2 separate regions of the Homo sapiens genome follow, and region 2 is linked to region 1. Evidence: read pairs that join two places in POLR2A ChIA-PET (ENCODE). Cell type or tissue: Panc1. All regions are shown on one strand.

Region 1 (8,000 bases):
ATGTTGGTCAGGCTGGTCTTGAACTCCTGACCTCAGGTGATCTGCCCTCCTCAGCCTCCCAAAATGTTGGGATTACAGGCGTGAGCCACCGTGCCTGGCCTTAATTTTAAATTTTTTTAGAGACAAGATCTTGCTCTGTCACTCAGGCGGGAGTGCAGCGGTGCAGTCATATCTTTTGGACTCAAGGGATCCTCCCACCTCAGCTTCCTGAATAGCTAGTACTAGAGGCATGTGCCACCATGCCTAGCTAAGTTTTTTTATTTTTATTTTTTGTGGAGACTTGGCCTTGCTGTGTTGCCCAAGCTGGTATCGAATTCTTGGCCTCAAGCGATCCTCCTGCCTCGGCCTCCCAACATGTTGGGATTACAGGCATGAGCTACTGAGCCTGGCCTTGGTTTAGTTTTCATACCATATAATCTGATGATATTTGGAAAGATTCTAAGACCCTTAATACCTTAATTAGTACTGATCCAATCACTAAGTTATGAACCAGTCATATGACTGTTCAAGAGAAATAACATTTTAATTTATCTCTGTTTGCTTCCAGGAAACAGTGAGACAGTAAAAATCAGATGATTCTTTAGAATCTAGAAGGTTTTTCCTTAATGCTCATAATAAAAATTTTTATAGCAGTGATCTTTGATTATATTTTATTTCAGACGCAGGCATCGATCAAGCAGTAGCTCTTCTTATGGCTCCAGAAGGAAACGAAGTCGAAGTCGTTCAAGGGGTCGAGGGAAATCCTATAGAGTTCAGAGGTCTAGGTCAAAAAGCAGAACAAGAAGGTATGCCTTATTAAGTATTTATTGCTTTGTAACAAATTATTCCCAAATTCAGCGATGTAAAGCAACAATCATTTATTTTCTTATAATTATATAATTTTGATTGAGCTTAGCTGGCACTTATTTTTTTCTCACCTGGGGTCATTCATGCAGTTAGTCATCTGATAGCTTGATTGGAACTGGATGGTCTAATGTGGCCTCACTCATATATCTTGCATTTGGTTCTGGCTATTGGCCGGGGTGTACGTGGCTTCTCATTGTCCAGTAGGCTAGATTGGGTTTCTTTTTTTCAGCCCGGTGGTGGTAGCACGTGCGTTCCCCAGACATGAGTTTACTAGTATTTTGTTAAGGATTTTTGCGTCAGTATTCATCAGGGACTTATGGCTTGCAGTTTTCTTGTAATATATTTGTCTGGCATTGGTATCAGAGTAATGCTGGCCTGATAAAATGAGTTTGGAAGTACTCCCTCCTTTTCAGTTTTTTTGGAAGATTTTGAAAAGGATTGACATTAATTTCTTTTTAAATGTTTGGTGGAATTCTGCAGTGAAGCTATCTGCTCCTGGGCTTTTCTTTGTTAGAAGGTTTTTGCTTACTGATTCAATCTCCTTGTTAGTTATACGTCTGTTAAGATTTTCTCTTCCTTCATGATTCAGTCTTGGTAGGTGGTATGTTTCTAGGAATTTATCCACTTTTTCTAGGTTATCCAGTTTATTAGCATTCTTAGTAGTCTTTTATAATCCTTTCAATGTTTGTGGCATCAACTGTAATGTCTGCTGTTTCATTTCTGATTTTAGTTATTACGCTTCTGGTATTTTTTCTTTTTCTTTCTTTCTTTTTTTTTTTTTTTGGAGGTGAGGTGTTGCTCTGTCACCTAGGCTTGGGTGTATTGGTGCAGTCAGCTCACTGCAGCCTCAAACTCCTGGGCTCAATGATCTTCTCACCTCAGTCTCCTAAGTGGCTAGAAATACAAGCATACACCACCAGGCCTGGCTGACTTTTTAAAATATGTTTTGTAGAAATCAGTCTTACCATATTGCCCAGGCTAGTCTCCAACTCCTGGTGTCAACTGGTCCTCCCACCTTATCCTTCCAAAGTGCTGGCATTATAGGTATGATCTACCTTGCCCGGCCTCATTTTTTCTTAATCTAACTAAGTACTTGTTAATTTTGTTGTTGTTTTTCAAAAAACTCTTAGTTTTGTTGATTTTTTTCTAAAGTCTTTCTGTTCTCTATTTTATTTATTTTTTTCTCTAATCATTTTTATTTTCTTTCTTTGGATAATTTTTGGTTTAATTTGTTCTTTATTTAGTTCCTTGAAGTATTAAGTATGATATGAGACTTTTCTTTTTTTCTTAAATGTAGGTGTTCATGCTAAAACTTTCCTTTCAGTATTGCTTTTGCTGTTTCTCTTAAGTTTTACTATGTGTGTTTGTGTTTTCATTTGTTTAAAGGTATTTTCTAATTTCTCTTATGATTTCTTCTTTGGTGTATTTGGTTGTTCAAGAGTGTGTAGTTTAATTTCTACATATTTGTGGATTTTCTGATTTTTCTACTGCTATTGATGTCTAGTTTCATTTCTTTGTGTTTCGAAAAGATACTTGCTATGATTTCGGTCTTATTAAATTTGTTAAGACTTGTTTTGTGGCCTAACATGAAATCTGTCGTGGAGAATGTTCCATGTACACTTGAGAAGAATGCATATTTTGCTGCTGTTGTGTGGAGTGTTCTGTGTATTTATGTTAGGTCTAATTCATCTGTAGTGTTGTTCAGGTCCTCTTATGTCTTATTTTTCTGTCCATTATTGAAAGTGGATTATTGAAATACCCTACTATTACTATGTTACTAAATACTTCTCCCTTCCATTCTGGCAATGTTTACTTTATATATTTGAGTGCTCTGGTGTTAGGTGCATATATATATAATTGTTATATATTCCAGAATAATGACCCATTTATCATTATATAATTTTCTTTTTTTCTTGTGACAGTCTTTGACTTAAAGTCTATTTTGTCTTGTGTAAGTATGGCCACTTCTGCTCTTTTTTTGTACCATTTGTATGGATTATCTTTTTCATCTTTTTCAGTATATGTGTGTCTTTACATCTAAGGCACATCTTTTGTAAACAGCATATACTGTAATTGTATTTTGTGTGTATGAGTGTGTGTTTTGAAAAATTCATTCAGCTACTTTTGTGTGTTTTGTTTGGGGAGTTTAATCCAGTTACATTTACAATAATTACTGATGGGGAAGGACTTACTGTTGCCATTTTGTTGATTGTTTTCTGCCTTATAGCTATTTTGTCTCTCATGTCTCCTGCTGCCTTCCTTTTTGTTTTGTTGATTTTTGTATTGACATGCTATGATTTTTTTTCTGATTTTATTTTGTATATGTTCTATAGGTATTTTCTTTGTGGTTGCCATGAGGCTTACACAAAACATTGTCTTTTAAGTTGGTAATAACCTTTGACTTTATACAAAAATACTGCTCTTGTATGTTTCTCCACTTCTATTTTATGTTATTGATATCACAGTTTACATCTTATTGTATCCATTAATATAGCTTATAGTTAGTTATTTTTTATACTGTCATCTTTTCAATTCTATATCTGAATTAAAAATGTTTTACATACCACCATTACAGTGTTAGTGTACTCTGTACTTGTGTATATATTTACCTTTACCAGTGAGCTTTATGTTTTCATGTACTTTTGTGTTGCTGTCTAGTGTCATTTCATTTCCACTTGCAGGACTCCTCTTAGTATTTCTTGTAAGGCAGGTCTGGTAGTGAAGAACTCCCTTAGCTTTTGTTTATCTGGGAAAGATTTGATTTGTCTTTTGTTCTTGTAGAACAATTTTGCTTGATATAGTGTTCTTGATTGACAGGGTTTTTTTTGTTTTTGTTTTTGTTTTTGTTTTTGTTTTTGTTTTTGTTTTTTGCTTTCAGCACTTTGAATATATCACCTGATTCCTTTCTGGCTTGTAATGTTTCCTCTGCAAAATTGCTGAAATCTTATGAAAGCTCCCTTGTGTATGACGATTTACTTTTCTCTTGCTGCTTTCAAGATTCTCTCTTTGCCTTTAACTTTTGTTAATTAGATTATAATGTGTCTATGTGGGCCTCTTTTACTTCACTCTTGAAGTGAAAGGATGAAGTCTTTTGAACTTCTTAAATTTGGGTGCCTATTTGTTTTCTCAGATTTGGGAATTTTTTAGCCATTATGTCTTCAAATAAGCTCTCTGTTCATTTCTGTTTCTTCTTCTTAACTCCACAGTAAACTCTCTGTTTCTTTCTCTATCTTCTTCTATAACTCCATAATACGTATATTGGTCTGTTTAATGATGTCTTATAGTCCCTTAGGCTTCCTTCACTTTTCTTTATTCTTTTTCTTGTTTGCTTCCCTGACTCAATAATTTTGAATTGACCTTTCTTTGTGTTTTCTGATTTTATTCTTCTGCTTGACTGCGTTTGCTACTGAACCTCTCTAGTGAATTTTTCAATTCAGCTATTGTATTCTTTGGCATTAGCATTTTTGCTTTTTTTTTATGTAATTTCTCTTTGTTGATAGTCTTGATTTTGTTTATACTTTGTTCTCTTGACTTCATTTAGTTGTGCATCTGTGTTCTTTTTTGGATCATTGAGCTTTAAGACAACTGTTTTTATTTCTTTGTCAGGTAATTTACAGATCTCAGTTTCTTTGAGGTGGTTTCTGGCAATTTATTTGGTTCCTTTGATTGGGCTAGGTTTCCTTCTTTCTTTGACTGCTTTGTGGTTTTTTTTTTTTTTTTTTTTGGCTGAGTTTTTATGCAATTTTAAAAAACAGCTGCCTTTCCTAGTCTTTATGGACTGGCTTCTTATGGGGAAAGTCCTTCACCAACCAGCTTTTTTCAATATATGCCAGCTTCCTCATCAGCACCATTTAGCAGGTGAGAGATATCATTCCCTCTGGCACCTCTCCAAAATGCTGGAATATTTGAAGCATGTACTTCACTCTTCTCTCTCACTTCTGACGAAGAAACAAGTTGGATGTCTTTTCTCAATGGTGCTGAGTCATCCCAGTCTCTGTCTTTGGTACTGCTGGCCCTCTGGTGCCATAGCAATCTGTTTCTGTTCTCTTTTGCTTTTGTTGGCACCCAGAAATCTAACCTGTGCTGTTTCCATTAGTGCTCCAGGCAAGACAGAAACCCATCCCTTGGGTGGCCCTCAGAAAAGTCAGAATGTTGGACTTACATTCCATGCTTCTCTTTTCCCCAGTCCGTTACCCTAAAAGCCATGAGCTGAATGGAGATTTGCTGGCCTTAGGGACAGGTAAAGTAAAATGGTTCTTAATTATTTCAGTGAGGTTGTACTTGGCTTTGCGCTTGCCCGGAGTACTGCAACTTCTTAACTGTTTTTTGAAGTTCCATATAGGTATTTTGGTTTGTATATTGTTTTATCAGTGTCTTTCTTGGGGGAATGAGGGCTGGGATTTCCTATACTGCCATCTTGCCATCATCATTCTCAAGTTAACTTTTTTTGTTTCTTACAGGCTCTTTCTAACCTTTATTTTAAACTAATTTTAGACTAACAGAAAAGCTGTAAAAAATAATACAGAATTTCCTTATACCCCTCATATCACCTCACCTGGTACAGTAATCGAAAGCAGGACATTAACATTGATACAGTTCTAGTAACTAGATTATAAATCTTATCAGTTTTCTCATAACGTTCTTTTTCTGCTCCAGGATCCAATCCAGGATTCTATATTGCATTTAGTTGTTAATCTCTTCTTAGTCTCCTCCAGTCTACGAGAGTTCCTCATCCAAAGATGAGTCTGTGCTTGTCTTTCATGACTTTGGCACTTTTGAGGAATAATGGTGTTTATTTTGTAGATTGCCCCTCAGCCTGAGTTTGTGTGATGTTTTCTCGTGATTAGAGTGAGCTATGCATTTTTGGCAAGAATACGAGAGAAATGACATTGTGTACTTTTTATTGCATCATATCAAGGGGTCTGTGATACTGCTATGTCATAGTGGTGTTAACCTTGATCGTGTAGTTAAGGTGCCAGGTTTCGCCTGTGAAGTTACTATCTTTCCTTTTGTAGTTGATAGATATCTTGGGAGAGATATTTTCTAACTATAAGTATTCTGCGCATCTCCTCAACCTTTCACTTACTAACTTTAGCATCTCTCAGTGGTTTTTTTCTGTAGCAGTTACTTTGGGGTTTGCCTGATGATTCAAATTAATTTTTGTGTATCATATGAGATAGGGGGTTAGGTTCAATTATTTTCTTCATACGGAGATCTAGGAACATTTCTTTCTTTCTTTTTTTTTTTTTTTTTTTTTTTGAGACTGAGTCTCTATTGCCGAGACTAGAGTATAGTGACGCAATTCTCATCTCACTGCAACCTCTGCCTCCTGGGTTCAAGTGATTCTCGTGCCTCAGCCTCCCGGGTAGCTGGGATTACAGGTGCCCACCACCACGTCCAGCTAATTTTTGTAATTTTTGGAGAGATGGGGTTTCACCATGTTGGCCAGGCTGGTCTTGAACTCCTGACCTCAAGTGATCCGCCCGCCTTGGCCTCCCAGAGTGCTGGGATTACAAGCATAAGCCACCGCGCCTGGCCAGTCTAGCCCTATTTTCTTACTGAGTAGTCTTGGTACCTCTGTCGAAAACCAGCTAACTATACGAATGTGACTCTATTTCTGGATTGTTTATTTGGTTCCATTCCTTTGTCTGTTTTTATACTAGTCTTAGACAATTTTGATTACTTTGGTTCTATAGTAAGTCTTAAAGTTAGGTGTTATTGTTTACATTTTCATATAAATTTTAGAATCAACTTGACAATTTTGTCAAAAGCTTGCTGGGACTTTGATTGGATGTTTATTGAATCAGTAGAATAGGAGTATTGACATCATAGAATGTTTTATTTTATGAACATGTTGTATCTCTCCATTTATTTTGCTTTTCTTTAGTTTCTCCAAACAATGTTATGTAGTTTTCATTATAGTGGTTTTACACAGTTAGGGCAGCTGTGACAAGATACTGTGTGACTTAAACAACATAAATACATTTCTTACAGTTCTGGTGCCTGGGAGGTTAGAGATCAGGGTGACAGCATGGTCTAGTTCTGGTGAGGGCCCTCTTTTAGGTTGACAGATGGCTGTCTTCTTCTTGTGTCCCATGTTACATTTTGGAGATCATAGAGAGGAAGCAAATTCTCTCTTGTCTCTTCTTAGAAGGCCATGAATCCTGTCATGAGGGCTCCACTCTCATGACCTAATTACCTCCCACCAGACCCATCTTCAGATACTATCACATTGGTCATTAGGGTTTCAGCATATGAATTTTTGAGGACACAAACATTCAGTCTATAGCATACATATTTTGTTAAATTTATTTCCACACTTTTTGACACTATTGAAAATGGAATTATTTTAACATTTTATTTTCCATTTATTTGTTGAGTACAGGTTGAATATTCCTTATCTGAAATACTTGGGACCTAAAGTGTTTTGGATTTTGGATTTTTTCAGATTTTGTAATATTTACATATACATAATGAGATATCTTGGGGATAACACCCAAGTCTAAACACAAAATTTATGTTTCATGTATACCTTATACATGTAGCCTGAATAATTTTAAGTAGTATTTTAAATTATTTTGTGTATGAAACAAAGTTTGTGTATATTAAACCATCAGAAAGCAAAGGTCTCAGATATGGGATTTTCCACTTGTGGCATCATTCTGGCACTCAGAAAGTTTCAGAGTTTGGAGTATTTTGGATTTTTGGATTAGTGTATGTAGAAATATAAGTAATTTTGTACATGTTGTATATGTTTTGTACCTTTTATATTTTACATATTTTTGTATGTTTAGTTTGTATCCTGTAACCTTTCCACTCTTATTAGCTCTAGCAGATATTCTGAAGATAGCTTAAGATTTTCCATGAAAACAATTAATTACCTGAAAACTGAGTTTTACATCTTTTTAGAATTGTTTGCTATTTCTGTAGTTTTCTCGGCTCATTGCAGTGTCTAGGATCTACTTCTATGCTGAAGAAAAGTGATGAACGTGGGCAAACTTGCCTTTTTTCCTATCTTAGGAGGAAAGTATTCAGTCTTTGGCGTTAATTTTTTAAATTTTTTTATTTTTGTCTTTAATAATTTTTTGTTTATATATATATTTTTATTATACTTTAAGTTCTAGGGTACATGTGCTTTTAAATATATATTAACT
Region 2 (8,000 bases), 530 kb after region 1:
TTTGAATTTCTTTAGTTTTTGTCTAGGTCCTTTTTCCGTCTCACTAGACAGAAGGACCACAGAAGGCCCATCCAGAGGACCACGTTATATTTGATTGTCATGTCTCCTTATGATCTCCTAGGCTGTAATAGTTTCTTAGACTTTCCTTGTTTCTCACGAGATTGATATTTTTGAGAAGTATTGGTCAGCTCTTTTGTAGAGTGTCCCTCAATTTGGGTTTATTATTTGATGCTTTTCACATGATTAGATTGGAGTCATGTGTTTTTAGGAGGACTGCCATCGAGGTGAAGTGTTATTCTTGTCACATCATATCCAAGGTACAGACTTGCAGCATGATTTATCATTGTTTTTGTTTTTTTTTGTTTTTATTTTTATTTTTTTGAGATGAGATTTCGCTCTTGTTGCCCAGGCTGGAGTGCAATGGCACAATCTCGGCTCGCTGCAGCCTCCACCTCCCAGGTTCAAGCGAGTCTCCTGCCTCAGCCTCCCAAGTAGCTGGGATTACAGGCATGCGCCACCACGCCCAGCTAATTTTGTATTTTTAGTAGAGACATAGTTTCTCCCTGTTGGTCAGGCCGGTCTCGAACTCCTGACCTCAGGTGATCCGAGTGTCTTGGCCTCCCAAAGTGCTGGGATTACAGGCATGAGCCACCGCACCCGGCTGATTTATCATTGTTAATGCTAACCTCAATCACCACACCTGGCTGAGATAGTGTTTGACAGGTTTCTCTGCTGTAAAGTTACTGTACTCTTTTTATTCCCCTTTTCATAGTGTACTTTTTAGAAGGAAGTCACTTGGCTCAGCCAACACTTGAGGGGGGAATTATGTTCCACCCCCTTGAAGGGGGCACTATCTACATAAGTTATTTGGAATTCTTCTGAAAGGGAGATTTGTCTTTCTTCCCTGCTTATTTATCTATTTGGACAATCACTTATTTAATATCAGCGTGGACTCACGTATATGTATTTTGAACTTTGAGTTATAACTATGACTTTGAGTATGTCATTTGTTGTTCAGATTGGCTGGGTTTGGCGATTGGGAACTCTCAGTTGGCTCCTGTGTTCCTTTAACATCTTCCAATGTTTTGCCTTTTTGAATACTTCCTTACTTGCTGGCACTACAAGACGCCTCAGGCTTATCTTGTATATTCCATGCCCTAACCCTAGAATCAGCCGTTCTCCAAGGAGCACTGGTTCCTTTTTAAGTAAAATGGTATTAGAAACCAAGATTTGGGGACTGGATGGGCTTTTTGTTGAAATGCTGTTGCTTCTGTACATAATATTTTAAGTGGGGAAAAATGGTAGATAAGTTGGAAGTGTTAAGAGTGGTTATTTCTGGGATGGGATTATATTTTGGGGGCTTTTTCTTACTTTAAAAATATTTTACAGTATATTTATTACCTCCAAAATGAGGGGAAAATTTTTTTAATTAAAAAGTGGAAATAACATTACAGTAAAAGTATTTACACATAAAGCTTTTAAAAATACATATATAAGAATATTTTCTTAGGATTCCCAGAATAGTGATTATTGAGTTAAAGGCATAGAATGTTTTCATAGTTAATGGTTTATATTGCCAGATTGCGTTCATACTCTCCAAATTAATGTATTGGATTATTTCAATGAATATCATCATTGAGTATTGTTTAAAAATCATTACTGATTTAACAAATGAAGAATTCTATTGTAATCTTTTATCTTGATGAAATAAATTTTGATTTTTAAAAGCAATCAGTGCTTTAAAGTTTGTATAGTCGAATATGTCAGTCTTTCTGTTTAGTCATTCATTAATTTTTAACCTTAGCAACCTTTTATTTGTATATATTTTGTTAATATTTACTTTCGTTCCTTCTACTTCTTTATGTTTTTTTTCTTTCCCCATCATTAATTCAACTGGAATTTGTTTTAGTGGGTAGGATCTAAATGTATCTCCTCTGCCTCCAAATAGAGTATCAGTTGTCCAGTTAGTACTTTATGCACAATCCTTTCTTCCTTTTCCATTGATTTGTCATGTTTCTTTATCATCTATTGACAAATATATTTTATACTTTAGATTTTTATACTGTACTCTGTGGGGTGTTTAGTCTAATTTGTGCTGGTTCTGAATTTTCTGAGTTTCAAGCATTTTAATATGTTTTTATATCTGTCAGGGTTAGTTTTATCTTATTACCATAGTTTTTGAAAAATTTCTGTTTTTACCTATTTATTCCTCTGAATGAATTTTAAAATCACTAATCATGTTTAAAATTTCCTGTTGGGATTTCGATTGCTATTTTGTTAAGCCTATAATTAACATGGTAAGAACTGGGAACTGTTAAATATATGTTAATTGGTCACTGCTAGTATATTCAATCACTTCACAGAACTCTTTTTTTTTTTTTTTTTTTTTTTGAGACAGAGTCTCACCTATTCTGTTGCCCAGGTTGGAGTGCAGTGGTGCGATCTCGGCTCACTGCAACCTCCGCCTCCTGGGTTTAAGCAATTTTCCTGCCTCAGCTTCCCGAGTAGCTGGGATTATAGGTGTGCCACCACGTCTGGCTGATTTTTGTATTTTTAGTAGAGGTGGGGTTTTGCCATGTTGGCCAGGCTGGTCTTGAACTCCTGACCTCAGGTGATCCGCTCGCCTCTGCCTCCCAGAGTGCTGGGATTACAGGCCTGAGCGACCAGCCCAGCCACAGAACTCTTACTCACATAATTTTCCACGTGATTGTCAGAGATTGTGTTTTAGATGTATAGCACACACCTACTGTTTCTAATAGTATCTTTGTTGTTTTTCCAAGTATACCTTTTTTTTGTTTTATATCTTATTGTATTAAACTTATGAAATGTTAGAAGGCAAAAGATACTTCCTTATTATGTAAACAACTTAAAAATTTTGTTCTAATGTAATAGCTTATTTCAAAGGAAACAGAAATGTCTTAGATTGTGATACCAAAAGGATTGATGAATAACAGCCATTTATCTTATCTGTGTTCAAAGCTAGTATTAGTTTATGACAATAAACTGAAATATGTAAGATAGATTACTAAAATTGGTAGAGAATACTTGGAGGGAGTTATGAAGCTTTCCTCAATACTTTGATTATTATGTTTCTTTTTATTCTTCCTGCCCTTACCCAATCTTGACTTCTAGGTAGGTCGATTTGGACAATTAACTTATGTTCGCAGTTATCAGGGAGAGCTAAAGAAGGGTGACACCATCTATAACACAAGGACAAGAAAGAAAGTACGGTTGCAACGGCTGGCTCGCATGCATGCCGACATGATGGAGGCAAGTACAGAGTCATTGTGAGATTAGAAATTCCTCTGATGTGGGTGAAATAGACCCTTCTTGGTATCCTGAGCCCCACTAGAAAATTAATTCTGGTTAAATATATGTTTCTAGTTTCTTTCTACTTAAATGTGTTGTAGCTCTGATCTAGCACTTTGCTATAGGATAAATTAGCAGTTGTTAACTCATTTTTTTTAATACCGCTAGTTGTGAATTAGCTATATTTTCTCAAGGGCCAAGGTTAAGGAAAGAGACAGTTCCCCAACACTCAGAATACAAGATTCAGCACTTTCCTCAAGAACTATTATTACAAAAAATGTAATAGGCATTTAAGACTGTGGAACTGTGATTCTTAAAGATAAGAGAATAATAAATTTACACAGTTTTCCACATTGTTTTATTTACCTTCTGAAATACGGCAGGCACAAAAGCCCTGTTTAACCCTAGAGCTTCTATTCCTGTTGTAGAACCCACTGCAGGACCATATTGGGGCCAGAATCCACCTGAAGATTTAAAAGCTTCAAGGGCTGATCTGGGAGATAAACTTTGACTTACGCCTTGAATTCTTGAGCTGGCTTGGAATCTGCTGTAGCCTTCTGTAGTCCTTATGGTTAGGCCTTGGAAGGAATACTGAGTGCCTGAATTTGTCCCCTACCCCCACCCTCTCCCAATCCATCTATATATTCCTGGAGAAATTTATCAGTTGAAGCAAAATCTTAACGAATTTTTTGGTAGCCATAACTTTTGTTTCTTCTAGAAGAGGAATTGTCAGTCTGAAAACCCGACAGCGTTGCTGTTTTGTGAGATAGGCAGCAGGGGGCAGGCTAAGTGATTGTCATAGCTGTTTCATGGACCAGAAGCTGGAAGATTTGTACAGCTGTGTCACCATTAAAGAAAGACATGCTTACTCACAGCCACAGCTGTTGTGAATGAACTGTCAATGTAAAACGACAAAAACTAGGAAGCTTGGAGGCACCAATGCTTTGTTCTTAGATTTCCTGTGTTTTCTTGACTGCTTGCATCTGTGAGAAATTAAAATTATTTTTAGTACAGTGGGCTCCATTCTCCTACCTTTGTTTTCAAAACTTCCTTTACAGGTTTCCTGTAAAGGAAGAGTATGTATGACAGAGTAGATCTCTGTCATACACAATCTCATTGTCTAACTGCGGCAACATATATAGTACATGCCTTTTTTTTTTTTTTTGAGATGGAGTTTTGCTCTTGTCTCCCAGGCTGGAGTGCAGTGGCGCGATCTCGGCTCACTGCAACCTCCGCCTCCTGGGTTCAAGCGACTCTGCTGCCTCAGCCTCCCTTGTAGCTGGGATTACAGGCACCCACCACCATCCCTGGCTAATTTTTTGTATTTTCAGTAGAGACAGGGTTTCACCATGTTGGACAGGCTGGTCTTGAACTCCTGACCTCAGGTGATCCACTCGCCTCGGCCTCCCAAAGTGCTGTGATTACAGGCATGAGACACCATGCCCCGCCAGTACATGCCTTTTAATTCCATAGAAATAACTTTAGAACCTTGAGGCACTGTGTTGTTAGTACTGCAGCTCCTTCAAGTAATGAGTTTTCTGTTTAAAGTAAAATCTTGTCTATTGATATATGGTTTAAATGAAGGCCTTTTAAAAATACGTCTTAGCATGGTTGATTATTGTATTGGTTCTAGCTAATTCACTATAGAATTCAAGCAGAGAGATTCTGCCACGCTTTTTTATATACAATGTGTGTACTGTACAGTTTACTTTTTAGTTACCACATCTTTATTTGTATTACTTGCAAATATAATTTTGTGTTATTTGTTTTTTTAGGATGTTGAGGAAGTATATGCCGGAGACATCTGTGCATTGTTTGGCATTGACTGTGCTAGTGGAGACACATTCACAGACAAAGCCAACAGCGGCCTTTCTATGGTAAGCCATTTAATTTCAAAGCTACTTATCACTAGAATTTTAAAAGTCTGTGTTTTTATGTAGTGCATTTAATACTTCAGAAAAACAACCACAGAAGTTTTCGTTGAGTACCACAGTCATCAAGTTAGTTGTGGCTCTTTGAATGTTGGTTATAGCTCTTTGAATGTCAATTAGACAAGTGCTCTGTAAGCTAACTTACCTGGTTTTTCATAGTAAAAAGGAAAACTTGGAGGATCCACAATCCTCCCAAGTTTAGCAAGGAGGAAATATCTCCACCAGATGGTACCTGGACAGTGTGGCTCTGATTCCTCCACCCTGAGACCTGCTTCCACACTTGGGGTGCATTTCTAATTGTTACCACTAACATCAAGCTAGTTTCAGTGGAGTGCTACTTCCTTATTAACTCAGTAGCCAGAAAGTATACTGTTCCCTCAATCCCTTTTGAGACCAGACTGTAACATTTAGACTAGACTTGGGATAACAGAACATAACCAGGCTCAGAAGGCAATAGGCAATATGCAACTACAGAGTCTGACTTATATAAATAGCCTGCCCTTTGGAACTCAGAAGTCCCTTTTTATCATTGAGGGATTCTGAGGGAAGAGCATGCACAGGTAGCTCCTGCCTTTGAATTCCCTTCACTCACTCACCTTTTTTGCCTCTGTAGGAGAGCAAACTCTCTTACATTATGACCATCTGTTTATGAGAGTGATCTCTTTTATGAATTCAGTAAAGAAAGAGTATGATGAGTACATAGGGTGACAGGTAATTTGCAGTGGGTCATTTACATAAGTACTGACCCAACTCTAACAGAATAGCACTGTAATACTTCCTGCTATCTAATGATGAATTCATGATTTTATAGTTTAGTTTTTTTATCTGTAGTATCCTCTAATGTGTATATTATTACCTGTTGATTTAAGACACTACAAAAAAAACATAAATCTATACAATTTTTGTTTGAGATCTAGATAAAAGGAATGTTTTCTAAGTATTATTGATAAGGCCTTCTCTAAGTACTGGTCATTAGCAACATGAAGTGATTGGTAGTTGTGGGAAGTGCTTACCAAGGCATTGAAACAAACAGGCCTTGGTTAGAGTCTCACCTTTGCCCTATACTACCTACTGGCCCTTAGCCAATTTGTTTTACCTTATTTCCAAGCCTTTAGTGACTGCATTCGTAAAATGGGGATAATACCTGCTTCTCAGAGTTGTAATTCATTAAATGAGGTGTCATGGGTATGAAGAATTTGGTGCCCTTTCTCTGTTTGCCTTATCAGTAATTGTATTATATTTTGATTAAATAAAATAACTTAGAAGATTGCAACAGCCACCAAGCAATAAGAATTTCACATCTCAGTATTTGGATTAATTGTAGTGATTATGTTAAACAGGGCAATAAATACATTCATTAATTTTATTTTGGGAAGGAGGAACCTATATAAGTAGATAGCTTTATTTATTTATTAATATGTTGTATTAATGTACTTATTTAATGCAAAACAGATCAAGATATATGTTGTCTAGCCTAAAGACATAGGCTACTATTTATCCTTTGTTCTGTTGTAAAGTGGCACATTAAAATTAATCTATCCCTGACCCATATGGGTCTGTTTTTTAATTCTTCTGTTTTCTTTTAAAAAATATTTTAGGAGTCAATTCATGTTCCTGATCCTGTCATTTCAATAGCAATGAAGCCTTCTAACAAGGTAGGAGTTTGATTTAAAGCTCAGTATATCACAATTAAAACTTGAGCTCTTTTTCATCTATCTCTACAATGCACTTGATATCTTGTAATAACCAGCAGTCTTATGGTCTCTATTTCCTCTGTTGGTATTGAGATCTTCTTTTTAAATTTACCAGTCTGTTTCTAATGATAACTCCTCAGTATATTTGAAGAAATGGATGGTATTAAAATATTCACCTGACTGTACTTTATAACTCTTTACTATATTGTTGGCTTCAGAGTGTTAAGTGTAACTTCCCGGATTCAGATCATACACAATTGGAAAAGGGGAATCGGGCACTTCTCCTAAGTTGTAGTAAAACCCCACTATAAAGTACTTTAGAATGTTGAACTGATTAATTGACTCATGGGTTATAAAATAGCTCTAGGTTTTCTGGTAGTTATGAGGTAAATGTCTGAGTATTGCATGGAAAGCCTGTAAATAAGACTTTTTTCCACTTTGAAATATTTTTTAAGATAATTTTATACTTTATAGTTTTATAATTGGGTTTGATGTAATTTAGCTTTTAATAAATCCAAAATTGCATGATTAGGTTTTGCATTTTCATTCTTTGCCATGGGAATTAGTCTGATCTCAAACCATAACTTTTTAGTTCTTAAGTTGCCTTGGCATTCATAACAATCATGTTAATGTGGTATATTGAAATTCACTTATTCATACATTGAGTGAACTTTTTATGATTTGTTATACAGAACTTATTACAAAACATACTCTGATGAATTGTCACGTGTGATAATATCACTAACAGCTGCTACTACTACATCTATTTTGAGGAACCTTGGGATTTTCCAGACCTTTTCTCAATATAGAAAAGAGAAAATTGAGGTGGCAGGAAATATTAAATTTCTCCATTTTCTCAGGAATTTGAGGAAAGGTGAACCTTACATCTTAACCTCAGTAGGATGCCATAGTTTATTCCAAGTACATTGTTAAAATTGCTTGCTTTTCTCTTTGGAAGTATGCAAGGTTAGAACTTATGCTTATGTATTATGCTTCTTCATTCCTAAATTCAGAGTTTATTTAAGGCATTTAACTGTTGATAATTTACAATAAGGAGGGAAATCAA

Evidence for each region. ChIA-PET counts read pairs that join two places held together with the same protein. Peaks named below come from ENCODE experiments on the same cell type or tissue, not always from the same donor. Only the 100,000 strongest peaks of a DNase experiment are listed, where the experiment ranks them.
Region 2: POLR2A ChIA-PET joins it to region 1 with 10 read pairs; 5 of 35 experiments call an interaction of 5 or more read pairs at or near these places.

Annotation. Positions count from the first base shown.
Region 1 is chr3:158,123,207-158,131,206 of GRCh38, forward strand. RSRC1 (arginine and serine rich coiled-coil 1) reads left to right here. Exons shown (of 10, transcript NM_001271838.2): 3 at 660-785. Among named protein-coding and RNA genes, the nearest start is that of RSRC1, 17 kb to the left of the region's middle. In Panc1, no CTCF peak of the experiment used is centred here; no DNase peak of the experiment used is centred here.
Region 2 is chr3:158,655,790-158,663,789 of GRCh38, forward strand. It overlaps GFM1 (G elongation factor mitochondrial 1), which reads left to right. Exons shown (of 18, transcript NM_024996.7): 9 at 3,133-3,270; 10 at 5,085-5,186; 11 at 6,839-6,895. Among named protein-coding and RNA genes, the nearest start is that of LXN, 13 kb to the right of the region's middle. In Panc1, CTCF peaks have their summits at 4,067 (motif pointing right) and 4,353; a DNase peak (open chromatin) is centred at 4,112; H3K27ac peaks cover 4,209 bases.